Regions from separate parts of the Homo sapiens genome. Here region 1 is linked to region 2. Evidence: chromatin contacts called from ENCODE Hi-C data. All regions are on one chromosome and are shown on one strand. The core of a region is the stretch at or near the end of the contact, and the rest is flanking DNA. Distances in the headings are between cores, read along the strand shown.

Region 1 (7,635 bases), core at 3,803-6,302, 200 kb before region 2:
CCTTCCTAAATCTCACAAAGCAATTTCCTACAGAAAGCAAGATATTTGAAGATGAGTGTAAGAATCAGGAGTTGTAAGACAGTTTCATTTTGCCTTAAATTTTAAACTTCTATGGGAGAGAATACACTGATGGGTAGCTGGGAGTGAGAGGTCACTTAGCTCCTCCCAGAATCTCTTAAAGCCACCCCAATTAAACACAACCTAAGTAAGTATTGTGTGTTTACAATGCAACCACAGCCTCTGGAAACTAGAATGCATTCGACTGTATTGAGACAGTGAATTTGTTTTAGATAAACAACTCTGGGATAGGGGCTCTTGCTGTTCTGCCTTACCTCTGGAAGGGTACAGGAACTGAAGGGACGAGAGGACAAACCCGAAGTAAGGGAACGAGTGGGAAAGTATGGAAGCAATTATTACAAGCTGAGATGAGCCAGGGAATCAAGGACTAGAGAGCCCATCTTGGCTCATGAAAATGAGCAAACTCAGTATGACGTTGGAACTGCAATCCAGAAACAACAATCTCAACAATGCGACTGGAGTGTTATTCTAATTGAAATATATAAAAGTACATCATCATCCTCCTCTTCAGCTAATTGTTCCAAAGCCATCTATTACCCAACTGTGTTGGTAGAGGAGGATTTGATTTAAGAAGACTCAGAAAACATTTAAAAATTGTGTTTGAATGGAATATGGTAATAAGCCTTTTATGTGAGAGCATCAAATAAAAGAAAGCAGCTCAGTTATGACATGTCCTGCATTTCCTTTCATTGAATGCATCTGAAATATTTTGAATTTTAAATATAGGATAAACATAATTTCTTCTAAAAATAGTTTTTGGGTCTTAGTTTTTAAGCCAGCACAAGTAAATTACTCTGTGTAAAGGTTGAATAAACCCAAACTCTTGCTTCTATCTTTAAACAGCATATACTATGTACTAAAGCTCTCTGAAAGAAAAACAGGTGAGCTGCTAAGTTGAGATCCTACAACAGATAGACTCCCATCGAGATATCATCAGAGAAGCAGCAGCAGCAACAATATTAAAAATCTCAGGAGAAAAATTGAGTTAATTTTAGGTCTACTTTCAAAAGTTAAGTGCTTTTGAAAATTTACTGATTCTCTGATTTCAGAATAATTCTTCCTAGTAAATAGTTAGATAAAACAGCATTCACAGCTAGCTCAAGTCTGAATACCTCCTAAAATAAAAGAAGAATATATTATATAAATCCTTCAGTTTTCTAGAGCACTTTCACCTATATTTGTTCCTTTGTTCTTCAGAACTACTCTGATGTGTGTTCACAATGGTGGCAGGGCATCCTTTCAAGAAATGTTATTCCATCTCTTCTAATGTCCTCAAATCATGTTTTCACCATAATGGATGATGCCTTCCTATGTGAGATATAGCAGAGGTAGAAATGCCCTGTCCCAGTGGCTCCCAAAATTTGTCTGTACTTTAAAATCACCTGGGAAACGTCAAAAAATATGATGTCTCTGTCCTGCCCCTGGAGATTGTGATTTATTGGTCTGGGTGTGGCTTGGAGTTGGAATTTTTAAAAGATCTGTAGGTACTTCTAATATACAGGCAAGGTCAGGAGCCAACAACCTAGTCTCTTTGGATCTCATTTTCCAGACTTGAAAACAGCATGTGTGGGTGGAGTTGAAAGGGCTTGAAGGTGTCGGGTAGTCATTAAAGAGTTTCCTGAAGTAGGTTCTGGAGAACTCTGGTCTTCTCTGAACCATGTGAGGAAACAAAAGGGGTTCTCTGATGAAATCACTTTGGAAAACAATGTGCAAACTACATTGGTTGAATACATAACAATTGTCTTAATAAAAGAATCAAACTATCAACCCAGAATCAAGAGTGCTGGCTCAATTTCTACCTCACCACCGACTAATTATGAATCACTGGATGTCATTTACCTCACCAGAGCTCAGTTTACGCATCTGTAAAGAAATGGGTTGACCAGATCTCCAGTGAGATGCCTCATACTTCTAACATTCCACAAGCCCTGAACCAGAAATCTCTGAGATCCCATTTATTTTAGGATCCCAGGAGTCAAAGGGAACCAATGATCTTATCTAAGCCACTCAAGACTACAATATGGGGGGTATTCTTAATTGGTCTAATTTGCAATGAATCATCATTAAGCCTCTAGGCAATGTAGCTGCAGACTGTGATTCTTCCTCTAGTGGTTAAGACTCATTTTATTCCTGAAAGCTTTTTAAAATATTATCTTCCTTACTGCTGCAAATAATGACAGCAGAGTCTCAGACAGGCTGATTCATAGCTACTGTTTCTCAGCCTCGTAAGTACAGACGACAATCGACACAGGCCTTCTTGCCTTTAGCTTTCTTGCTGCCAGCAGACTGTCTGGACTTTGCCCGGGCCGACATTGGGCATTAATGAATGCCGCATTCACTCCACTGGATATCCGAAGTGACTAATGCATGGAATATTTGGGCTGCCTTCAGTACATTCAATGTCCTCTTATGCCATCTACCCATTTTCCTCGTATTAGGCTGGAAACAAGAATAACTCATAAAATACAGCAAGGCCAAAAGGAATTTAGTGGCAGGGAGGAGAGAAAGTCTAAAGGCCTGCTTGGTCCTGTACACCATCTATATACTGATGACTTGTCAGTAGAAAGTTTGGGTGAATTGTGTTTCCTCTGAGCCGATCCTTTCATGAAGTCTTGCAAATTATTAAAATACCTATAAGCTAATTATTTATTTTGAGAATAAAGGGCTGCCCTTGATGCCTTAAATCAGCTCTTGACAAAGCATGACCCATGGGATAAATTCAGCCTGTAGACTATTTTAGTAAACAATATTTTATTGGAATACAGCCACACTCACTTGTTTATACTTTATCCATACCTGTTTTTGCTCTAAAATGGTAGAGTTGACTAGTTGCAACAGAGACTGTATGAACTGCAGAAGCTAAAATATTTATGATCTAACTGATCATTGTTTTATACTTTATATATGTCATTTGGTATAGACATATTTTTTATTCACTTATTTCTTGCTTTCTTCATGCAATCAATTAATTATAGGTATTTAATAATGAAAGCAATTAAGTAAATATTAAAGAAACAATACAATAAGAAACAACAAATTAAGTTTCTGTCCTTTTAAAACATACCTAAATATCGATAGTCATCTTATTGCAATCATTTATCTACAAAATCTTTTAGAACTTCACTCTTATGTTCTTATATGCTTGGCCTTCAGGGAAAAAAAAGAGAATTATGTACATGACCTGCTCATGTGCTCCACTATATTATGCCAATCAAATAAAATATACATAAATGGTAAAAATCACCCAATCTAAAGCTAAAGAGAACCATTATTTCTGGTCCTTCCTTTCTAGTCAATGTCATAAAACTAGAGTTGGTGATAAATCTAAGTTTTATAATATGCAGGAATCTTTCCTATTAAGCTATCATAATAATATATGCATATATATGTAAATGCACATATAAACAACCCATAAACATGAATATTTGTGGTATATTTCTAAATGTTTCAACATGTTAGGTATTTTGCAATTTTTCTCTCTTAGGATAACTGTTGCCAGAATATGTTTTCTCTTTTTGTAGTCTTAGCATGGACAAAACAAGTAAATACATGAGAGGTTTGGTCTGGGATTTACTCACTTAAGGGGGAAGAAAAGATTCTAGTTGTAATTAAGTTTTAAGGCAGGTGGAAAATATACCCTTGTTCAACCATCTCAATCCTGGGCACTTCTACCCTGAAGCTGTGATGTACATTGAAATCAAAATATGGTTGATTTTGAAGTAAACATTTTTTTTCCTAGCACACAACAGCAAATCTGACACTTAAATATGTGAAAAACAGAAGCCAGAACAAATTCAAAATAAATATGAGTTACTAACAGTTATAGATTAGGGAGTTCTGTTTCCACAAATCCTTAGCAAGGAGTATGCTCACAAAGCATGTAATTACACTAACAACTAACATGATAGATTTCTTAGACTCAAGATCACACAACAAAGTAATAATAATAACAATACTTATATCTCTGGGGCACTGCTTTTCTACTGTTGGGATCTAAAATTCCTAAGTCAATATCTTATTTATTTGCTGAGAACCAACCCTTTCACTTTTCTAAATTATTCCATATTAGGATTTCATGAACTAGTAGATCAGGTTACTACTCCTTATAGAAAGCTGCTGGAAAGTGCTAACTAAAGTGCTGGAATTTTAATGCCATATTTTAGTGGAGTAAGTGCATGGTAGAGGAAGATTAATTAGGTTTAAGACAGAAGGAGAGTCCAATTTAATTTTGCCCCATTACTCAACTTGCCTGGAAATTATACTTAGTGTGTGGGATTCTTCCCCCGAGGGGAATAGCGCAGAGCCTCCTTCCTACCCTGTCAAGCACAGGAAGCTGTGTAGTCTTTCTGTGCTCATTCTGTTCTATGCCCGCAGAGGTCTGTTTGTGCCAGGACAGCTTTGCAAGGCAGTGGAAATCCTTTTCTGGCACAAGATTTGCAAGATGTGGAATGGGCCTGTATGGTTAAGATACGTTAGCATGAAAATCCAGCTTTGACTGAAAAGTCTCAAAGAGGCTTAGGCTCCAATTCTGTGTCAGGAGGGAGAAGCAGAGAGAAATATATTGTCACATTCCAGTTATTTCCAAGTAGATTCTTGCCTTTGCAATTCCAGTTTAGCCAAAGAACTTCCAGAGCTGAATAAGGAAATGCTCCAGAAGAAACACTATGCCAAAAATGCACCTTCCTTCTTCCCCTCTCAAGTTCCATGTTTATTAGCCCTGGAAAAGCCCTCTTTTTACCTATTGAAATTCTTTAAGCCCCAACTCTAACTCATTAATCCTTCCTTAGTCCTTTTCAATATCTCGCCTTTAAATTCTTAGAGTATACAGCCTGTGCCACAGAACTTGGCAGTGAAACTCCACAGCTTTACACCTTCCAACCTGCAGACTTTGAAAGACAGAAGCAAAACTCTGTGTGAGGTCAGACTCATCAACTGTGCCTACCAACAGAGGGCGTAGCAGTTGGGAAAGTGATCTTACGAACCAACTTCCTAGTATTTGCTGGAGGATATTCTAGGGTTTGTCACTGTTCTTAGCCTGTCTCTCATAGTAGAGCACAAGCTTTTGAGACCTGGAAGTAATCTTTGTTAATAACTCGATTGTGTTATGATCTACAGTTTCACTTCTGGTCTCCTTTCCCTTCCAATGCTTTTAAGTCCTCTGTGCTAACTCTAATGCCAGGTGTCACCCATAGGCACAGTTCCTGAGCTAGTCTGAAGAACCCTGGAAACACTATGGTTCCTTGACAATAAGATGCCTTAAACTTTAAGATAAACTATCAACCTAGTAATAATGAAAAATAGCATTGCATTAAGTGTGCTTATTGATTATAAAATGAACTTCAATTTTTAAAATATTCTGTTGTGTGTGTGAGAGTTTTTTTTTTTTTAATGGTCACCATAGAACTGATAAATAAGGCCTATCAGGAACATCACCACCAAATCCAGTGAAACTTGGAACTGAGTTGCTTTGATCACAGATGGACTTGTGGTCGTGAGTCCCCAGGGTGGTAATAATTCTACCTGCTGAAATGTGAGGCCTTGTCTCAAGCATTACAATGGACTATTGGGGTTTTACTATTATTAATACTGCTTCCCTATAAAGCTAGATTTTCTCTTTGAATCCTGACTTGATTTAGTGAAGTTTTGTGCCTTTTCAGCTTGCCATGATCTTGTTCTTTTTTCCCTACTGGTTCTGTATTTTCCTCTTATAGGATTAAGATAATTTATGCAAATGGGCTAGAGTCCCCAAAATATAAAAAGACTTTTACACAATCATCTCTAAAGATTTCATTGTATTTCATAGTATATTTCTATCACTTATTTAATTAATGTCTTTGTTGCTGGACATTTATAGTATATGCCCAAATATAAACAAAATGAAATAAAAATAGATTTCTCATTTTTCAAAAAAGTGGATTAAAAAAAAACGATGTTTTGGCCCACTTGTCTCCATTTTTTTAGCTGTTCATCAATAGTTTCACACTTGATTTGGCCCAGTTTTCTTTTTTGAGTAAGTAACTATGTGGAATGTGTTTGTATGTCAAGGTCGCTGTTGTTATTGTTTGCATTTAGGCATAATTCCTTTGCAAACTTACCGAGAATTGAGACTACGAAGTAAAAGTATATGAATATATTTAAGGCCTTTTACAATTGTTTCTAAAATTTAAACCACTGTAGGTTCCCATTAAGTGTATATAAAAGTAGTAAGATGAGTCACGTTATATTTTTCTAAGATTGTTTTCAAGTTTTTTCTGAAATTTCCATTTTATTTGCAAGAGTGTTCGTAATATCTTAACAATGTCTGCATTATGTGTGTGATGGCCTCCTTGTCTTCCTGATTTTGATTATTTGGGCTTTCTTTTTTTTCCTTTTCTTAAAATTAATTTTCTAGATGTTTTAAAATTTTGTGTTTTCAATGAACCAAATTTTGGCAATGTTTATCTTCTCTGCCCTATTTTTATCATTTGAACTACTTTATTCTACTTTGTGAAAGTTTAGTAACTCCTTGTAATGAATGCAGATATCATTTGAATATTTGTCCTCCCCCACATTTCATGTTGAATTGTAATCCCCAATGTTGGAGGAGGGGCCTGGTGGGAGGTGACTGGATCATGGGAGTGGGACCCACATGACTTGGTGCTGTCCTCGTGATAATGAGATCTCCTGAGATCTGGTCATTTAAGTGTGTGGTGGCTCCGACTTCTCTTGCTCCTCCTCCTATCATGTAAGACACCTGCTCCCCCACCGCCTTCCACCATGATTGTAAGCTTCCTAAGGCCTCCCCAAAAGCAGATGCTGTGCTATGCTTCCTGTACAACCTGTAGAACTGTGAGCCAATTAAACCTCTTTGCTTATAAATTACCCAGTTCCTGGTATTTCTTTATAGCAGTGCAAGAACAGACTAATACAAATACCTAGTTTGTGCATTTCAGCCTCTTTTTTACTGTATTGATTTTTCCTTGCAATTCTATTAACTACTGAGCAAGATAATATGCTAAAATTCTGAGTGGTTATTTTTGATTCATTTGTTCTTTCAATTCCTGAAACAGATGTGTTAAAAGTTTCTTATATGAGTGTAGTTTTGCCTATATATTCTTTTGATTCTCTTATTGTCCACGTCTTCTTGTGGTTCCATCAATTTTTGATTTATATGCTGTGAATCTCTATCATTAGGTGCATGGATATGTAAAATCATTACATCTTCTTGTGAGTTGAAGTTGTTATCATTATAAAGTGACTATACCTTTTGCCTTAAATCTATTATGTTTAGTATTACTATTGCAACACTACCTTTCCTTTGTTTTACACTCAAATAATACATATTTGTCCAAGCTTCTACTTCTGTTTTATTTTTATTGTTAGCTCCAGGGACACATAGGATGTATACTACACAACTTCAGGGAACACCACCCTCATAAACTAGAACATGAATTCCCCACTTCCAGTGATTATGGATGTACCGGATTTCACAGGAATTTTCCTTAATCCAAGCTAATATTCTTTACTTTTAATTATTCAGTCTATTTGCATTTAAATCAGTCTATTTGCATTTCAATG
Region 2 (6,891 bases), core at 2,900-5,399:
TGAGAACACATGGATGCAAAGTGGGAAACAATAGACACTGGGGCCTGCTTGAGGGTGGAGGGTGAGAGGAGGGAGAGGATCAGGAAAAATAACTGATGGGTACTAGGTTTAGTACCTGAGTGACGAACTAATATATACAACAAACCCCCATGACACAAGTTTACCTATGTAACAAACCTGCATGTGCACCCCCAAACCTAAGATAAAAGTTTAAAAAATAAATAAATAATTTTTAAAAAGACGATTAAATTAAAAATGGAATTTCTGTTGCTTTAAGCCACATGTGCGTGGTAATTTGTTACAGCAGCCATAGGAAACTAACACAATGCCTTCCTTTAATTGTTAACTTCTTTAAAGAAATTTAAATATTCAAAGAGAAAATATTCAGTCAGATTAAATTTCCAAAAAAGAGGGCACAAGCGATGCCCTCAAGTTCCCAGTGTGATCACAGGTCGATAGTTAATCAGCTGTGCACATGACCTAGTGATCTCTGTCAATTTCATACCGGAAGATTTTATACATCTCTACGTTATACTCTAAGCTGATTGGTCCCCTTGTTAGAATTACCAGCAAGGAAACCCACAAGAGGATAGGAGGTTTTTTTAAATTAACCATCTCTCAATGAGATGACACATAAACTTACTTAAGTGGCTAAAATTAAAGACTTATGGTCTGTGTGTGTTGGCAAGCAGGTGGAACAACTAAAACCCTCATAGATTTTCGGTGAACAACAACTCTGGAAAACAATTGGCCGTTGCCTACAAAGTTAAACATAGCTAAGCAATTTCACCCTCAGGCATTTGCTCAAAAGAAATTAAAACATATGTCCATAAAGAGATTTATACATAAATGTTCATAGAAGCCTAATTGATAAAAGCTAAAAAACTGAGAACAACCCAAATATCTGTCAACAGAAAATTGGATATATTCATATAATAGAATACTACAGAGTAATGTAAAAGAGCAAAATACTGATATATGCAACACAGCAGGTGAATTACCTCTGTCCTGAAGGAGTTTCAAAGTGTCCTGTGGTTTCCAGTGGATACTAGGCTTAATCCCTGGGGTGACAAAATAATCTGTATGACAAACCCCCATGACACTGGTTTACCTACATAGTAAATCTGCACATATACTCTGGAACTTCAAAGTTAATTAAAAATGAAAAAAAAAAGAAAAGAAAATGTTAGCCTGGGGCATAAGTTTGGATATTTATATTACGTTGAGTGAAAGAAGTCAACATAAACATAAAAGTTGTTTGATTCCATTTGTATGAAGTTCTAGGAGAAGGAGGGTTAATCTGTAGTGCTAGATATCAAATCAGTGGCTGCATAGGGCAGGGATGGGGGGCTGGCTACAAAGGAACATCCGGGAAGTTTCTGGCTGATAAAAATATCATATATTATGGGAGGGCACGGTGGCTCACACCTGTAATCTCAGTACTTTGGGAGGCTGAGGTGCGAGGATTGATTGAGCCCAGGAGTTTGAGGTTACAAGGAGCTGTGGTCATACCACTGTATTCCAGCCTGGGTGACAGAGTGAGAACCTGTATCTAAATAATAATAATAATAATTAATGTTATATATTGTAATTTGTGAGACAGTTGTATACATCCATCAAGCTCATCAAACTCTATATTTAATATTTAATATTTTATTGTATATAAATTATACTTTAATAAGGTGATTTTAAATCTCATAATTAAATGGGTAGTCACCAAAGCTTTCCAGAACTTTGACAAGGAAATGAACAATGGATGATTTGTTGCTCCATGACTTCTCCTTCCCGCACTATGTTAGACATCAACTGAGGTTTCAGGAAGTGAGCCCTTCCATTCTCTATTTATCCTGTAATGGACAAACTGTGGAACACCTATCTCGACTTGTTGGTGTAGCAGTGGTAAGACAGCCTTCTTCTGAATTCTATGCTTTCCAGCCATAACCAGAGTTTTGTGTTATCATATATACTCAACAGAGGTCCATAATTAAGAATCCCTTGGGAGAAATTTCCAGAAAAAAACAAAAGGAAAGGAAAGAAAACCAAAACACTATTTTGAAGCCACCGTGCAAAAGAATACATCAAAAAAGGCAGTTAATAACTTTATTCAGAAAAATCAAGACAGAGAGATAGCCTGGTCTGGAAGGCATTCAGTTCAGAAACTTAAGATTAGAGACTTAATCGTTTTTCAAATATATACAAGGTGAGGGGATAAACATTCAATATATTTTGCAGTAGCTCTTCTGTCTTCCACTGGGAAAAAGAGAGCCCAGGCTTAAAGAAATTGCAGCTAATATTTCACATGGGTTTTTTTTATACCTGTTGTCTTGCAGTACAAGTTACCACCACTGAAAAACAGAAGAAAATGGAGAAAAAAAGAAGAAGAAGAAAAACCCAGAGATACTTCTTCCAAAATTTACAGTCTTACTATTTAAGACTGGCAAAAGCAATCTTTGATGAAAGAAGTTGATCCCAAACTGTAGCCTGTTTGAGAATTACCTGGAAGGCTTGTTAAAACCTGTTAAAAGCCCAGCCCCAGAATTTCTGGTTCAGTAAGTGTGCTTCTCTCAGAGGTCCTCAAGTGATGCTTATGTTGCTGATCCAGGGACCACACTTTACAAACCACCGTGGTAGGTTAATGGGCACTGGTTTCCCTAACACTAACTCCTCCATTCCTCCTCTTTCCAACCGAGATGGTAACAGGCCCTTCTTTGTAATAAAGATTAGGCAATAACTCCCTGATTTTGAGACACAGAAGGAATTGCTGAATATAGGAAGGGGGCCTGCCATTGTTGGAGACTTCTAGTTCTACAAGAAACAAGTTTGGCCTCTGAAGACAGACTGTAGATTTGTGAAGAGTATTCCTGCAGAAACCCCCTCTCCCAGCCACAATTCACCAAGAGGATGCCTTCTAATCTCCAAACCCTTGAATGATGTAAAGAATACAAAAACAGGGGAGGGGAGAAGGTCCCACTGTAGTGGGAATTCTGAATATTGCTGAGAAAATTGTGAAAGTAGATGGAGATTATCTGGGGAACTCACAGATGAAATTCTGGGTGGCTCCGTGCCAGAAAAAATAACCCATTACAATTAAAAACAAGTTAAATCAAACTGTCTGGGCTTAATTGAGCCTACTCTGAAAGTTTCTCTTCAACAAACATGGTGCTTTCAGTAGGTGAGAATGAAATTGTCCAGTCCCTTGAAACTAATTTAAACCCCCACCTCTTCCACCCTTCAGGCAAGGGATGCAAGGCTTTTTCTGAGTGAGTGGATGTTGCAAAGTGAAGAGGACAATTCCAGGGATTCAAAATATCACCCAACTCATACACAAGGCAATACCTACTTGTAGCCAACCAATATCAGACTTTGTTATAATTGCAAGGGCTAGTTCCATGGAGATGCTACAGAACTAGCAGCACATATGTGATTGCAAAACCTAGTGCTGACATTGTACTAACACACATACACACACAACTCTAGAGCAATGTCTGAAAACTAACTTGGGACAGTTGGGAAAATGGTTTCCAGAAAAATCTCAGGAGACCTGAAACATCTATGCAGATAATCAGTACCTACCACTTAAAAACTCATCTTATCCTTCTTGTTCACGTCTTATTTCTCTTTATTGTTTTCAAGTCCTGCTTTATATTAATCCAATGACATCTGTGCAAAGGAGTCAGAGGAGTCATAGGGAGTGAAAGGTGGCCAGGAAGACAGCAATGCTCAAAGGCCACTTGGACTTGGCTTGAGCCCACATCTCCCCTGAGGCCTCTATTCATGCCCATACTCCTTAGATTCTGAGCACATGCATGAACAGGCAGACAAACGCTAAAGGCCATAAATAAGCTAAGATTAATAAAATTTTTTAGAGGAAATGGAGAAGAGTGAGAGAAAGCTGCATGTCTTCAAAATCAGAGAAGCAAATAAACAGAACTGTTCTGCCAATGTTTGCTTTCCCCTCTGGCTGTCAGAGGTTGCAGCCCAGGCCTGAACTTGCCGGGACGAGGGTGGCTCTTGGTGGCTCAGCCTGTGTCCAGAGGATTTGTCGATTAGTCACAAACTTGGTCTCCCTGTGTGTCTGAGAAAGAGCCATGACTCATCTTGACAACTGTCAGTATATTACCTCAAATGGGCACAGGGAGAGATGAGCAACCTGGTGCCGGAAAAGAACACAAAAGGGCTGATGCCACTTCCTGCAGTATTTCAAGGTTTGGGCTAGAAGAGTTTATGTGGCAAGAATGCTAAGCTGGGAGCAGCCCCGCAGAAAATGACCGCGTCAGCACACTCAACATCCTGCCATTCAGACGTAAGAACGGGCGATGTTAGCTCAGAGGACATGAAATTTATTTCCATAAATAAAAATGTTATGTTTCTTCACATTATTCACTTTCCCCAAACAGAAATTCACACTTCAAAAAATTAGCTTTTGGTTTTAGAATTCAGTCAATTCTGCATACTCGACTCTAATATTATGATTTTTAAAAATGTACATCTACGACCCAGCAATTCCACACTTAGGAATATTCCCAAGAGAACTGCGTATATGTGTTCACTGGAAGATATGCATTAGAATGGCTCTAGCAGCATTATTCATAATAGCTCTAAATTGGAAATTCTCCAATTGCACATCAACAGTGGAACGGATAAATGATTAGTGTATATTCATGCCATTGAACTACTACACAGCAATGAGAATCTATAACCACATACAATGATATGGATGAATTCCATAAACACAGCTTTCAGGAAAAGAACCCAGACACTAGAGATTCACCTCATATAAAAATAAAAATAAGCAAAACTAACCTATTCTGCCAGAGGTCAGGAGAGAGATTACACTTGGTCAAGGTGGAAGGAGAGGAAAAGTTTCAGGAAGGAGGGGCTGAAAAAGCTGCTTCTAGTTCTCGATGTTGGTTATACATACATTCAGTTTGTAAAAGCCATCAAGCCATTTGCTTATGACAATGTCACTTCTCTGCATGTGTGTCATACTTCAATACAAAATAAGTACATTCATGCAAAACACCTATTCAGTTGTCTTTGTCAAGATTTGTAAACTAGAATGTGAATGTAGTAAGCAGTGCAAATAAATGCTGGGAAAATTTGCCACATAAACTATTCTGCTCCAATTGTCACATCAGTAAAATGGAGCAAAAGGACACGTAGCACACAGGGTTAGTTCCCTGCACAAATCATTGTCCTTTTAAGTGTCTCACACTGGCGAAGGAGCATCTTCTATCATAAGCTCCGGGAAGTGATGCATCTTTTTGCCATCCACAGAAAAAGGAAAGGACCATGTGGTATAGTATGTCTTCCTCCCAAGTTTTCCTAGGGAAAAAAAGCTACATTTATCATGAATGTCTCTTTCTTCCATCCTTAGATCCCACTCCAAAGATTAAACGTAATCAGGGGAGACATTCAATCAATAGAAAACTCATTTTGCCTAGATAAATAACAAATGGGTCAACTGAAACCCATAAATCATTGCTTAAGCCTCAGCCAAAATTGATCAGAGAAGTCTTTTCCCAAAAAGGAAAGCTTTCTTCTCTTTAAAGGGCAGCATGCTCTGGATAACAACAAAACTCTTTGACTAAACCTTCACATGAGGATGTGTTTCTGTAGAGATAGCCTAATGGAGTTGGTAAAAGGCCCACTATCCTTTGATAAGAAGTTCCAGGACTAGTGAATCACATGAATTATTTCAAGTCTCTATAATTAAAAATTCCACATAATTGAAGCATACCATTTTAAGCAAAAAAAAAATTTCACTTTAAACATGTTAAATGAAAATACCTCTAAATTATTTCAGGATTGATATTCATTTGCAAATATCACCTGGACATGAACCCCAAGGCATTAAGGACTTTTTGAGTTCAAAGCCTTAAAGGTGGCTAATCGAGCCAGGGCAGGAGGCAATCCTAAGGTTCTTTAGGCTATTTTAGCTCTTGAAATAAAATCAGTGAAAATCATAGATATAGTGGCCATGTCTTCCAATGCTGACCAATTATTGCCATAATAAGTAGCTATAAAGAAATATAAGAGGTTGTCAACTCCCACATTTTCCTTCTATAGGTGAAACAGAAGCTAATTGGTGAGCTATCCAAGATCATTCAGTAACGGGTGGCAGAGCAAGAATTAGAGCAAGGTTTCCTAACCTCCAAATTAGCCTCCATTCTGCCATAAGACATGGTCTTTCCCATGAGTCTATGAAATATTTTCCTGGACCCAGAGTGCAGAGCAGGTGTTCCCCTCAGCCTGCACTGTGGGGTAAAGAAAGAATAATGCTGGCAGAACTGGCAGAAGTGGACAGGGGGAGAACCACTATACCCCCAGACAGAAAACCAATGCAATTCTCAGACACATAGACCTCTTCATTTAATGAAAATGGATATTTCATGAACTTAGCAAATAACTGGTTTTAAAAATCAAAGAGTTTAATTTTTAAAATTTTTATATCTCAGCCTTGGGATTCTGATATGTAAAAATCCAAGAATCTTCAAAGATAGAAAACATGTACAGATATCATTAAAATGGCAGAACTCAGAATACAGAATCATGGAGCAGTGATCTCCACCAGCCCCTCAGCTAACTGCAGCTGCAAGCATGATTCTCATGCTCTCTTGAACCTAGTGTTCAACTAGTGACCCAACTTCCTCACTCATGGGGAAGGGCCATCAGCAAAAGGCACTCAGGCATGGGGGTCTGAGAAAAGATCCCACAAACTCAAAGTCATGTGAGAGACATTTCATGAAAGGATTAGGTGGGTTACCCCTGGCTTTCTTCCCCAGAGTTTATCAAGACTGATAATAAAGTAAATGCATTGTAAGCCACACATACAAGTTGTGGAGTGGAGGAAACAGAGTGACTTTTTTGTGTGTCCTGTTTTATAGGCTT

What was found. A loop is a pair of places that touch in the nucleus more often than their neighbours do. Pooled maps may share reads with other maps.
Region 1: a loop to region 2 is called in a map of mammary epithelial cell, with 4 times the contacts of the local background. The contact joins two enhancer-like sites. A Hi-C loop is called at or near these places in 4 of 168 maps with a recorded cell type or tissue (HCT116, PC-9, endothelial cell of umbilical vein and 1 more) and 2 of 50 pooled maps.

The regions. Positions count from the first base shown.
Region 1 is chr20:11,202,733-11,210,367 of GRCh38, reverse strand. No RefSeq gene overlaps it. Among named protein-coding and RNA genes, the nearest start is that of LINC02871, 180 kb to the right of the region's middle. Within about 2 kb of position 5,052, at least 8 of the 41 ENCODE cell types and tissues checked have a DNase peak (open chromatin) inside an H3K27ac peak, as active enhancers do; they include mammary epithelial cell, where a contact is called at or near this core.
Region 2 is chr20:10,999,194-11,006,084 of GRCh38, reverse strand. No RefSeq gene overlaps it. Among named protein-coding and RNA genes, the nearest start is that of LINC02871, 24 kb to the left of the region's middle. Within about 2 kb of position 4,149, at least 8 of the 41 ENCODE cell types and tissues checked have a DNase peak (open chromatin) inside an H3K27ac peak, as active enhancers do; they include mammary epithelial cell, where a contact is called at or near this core.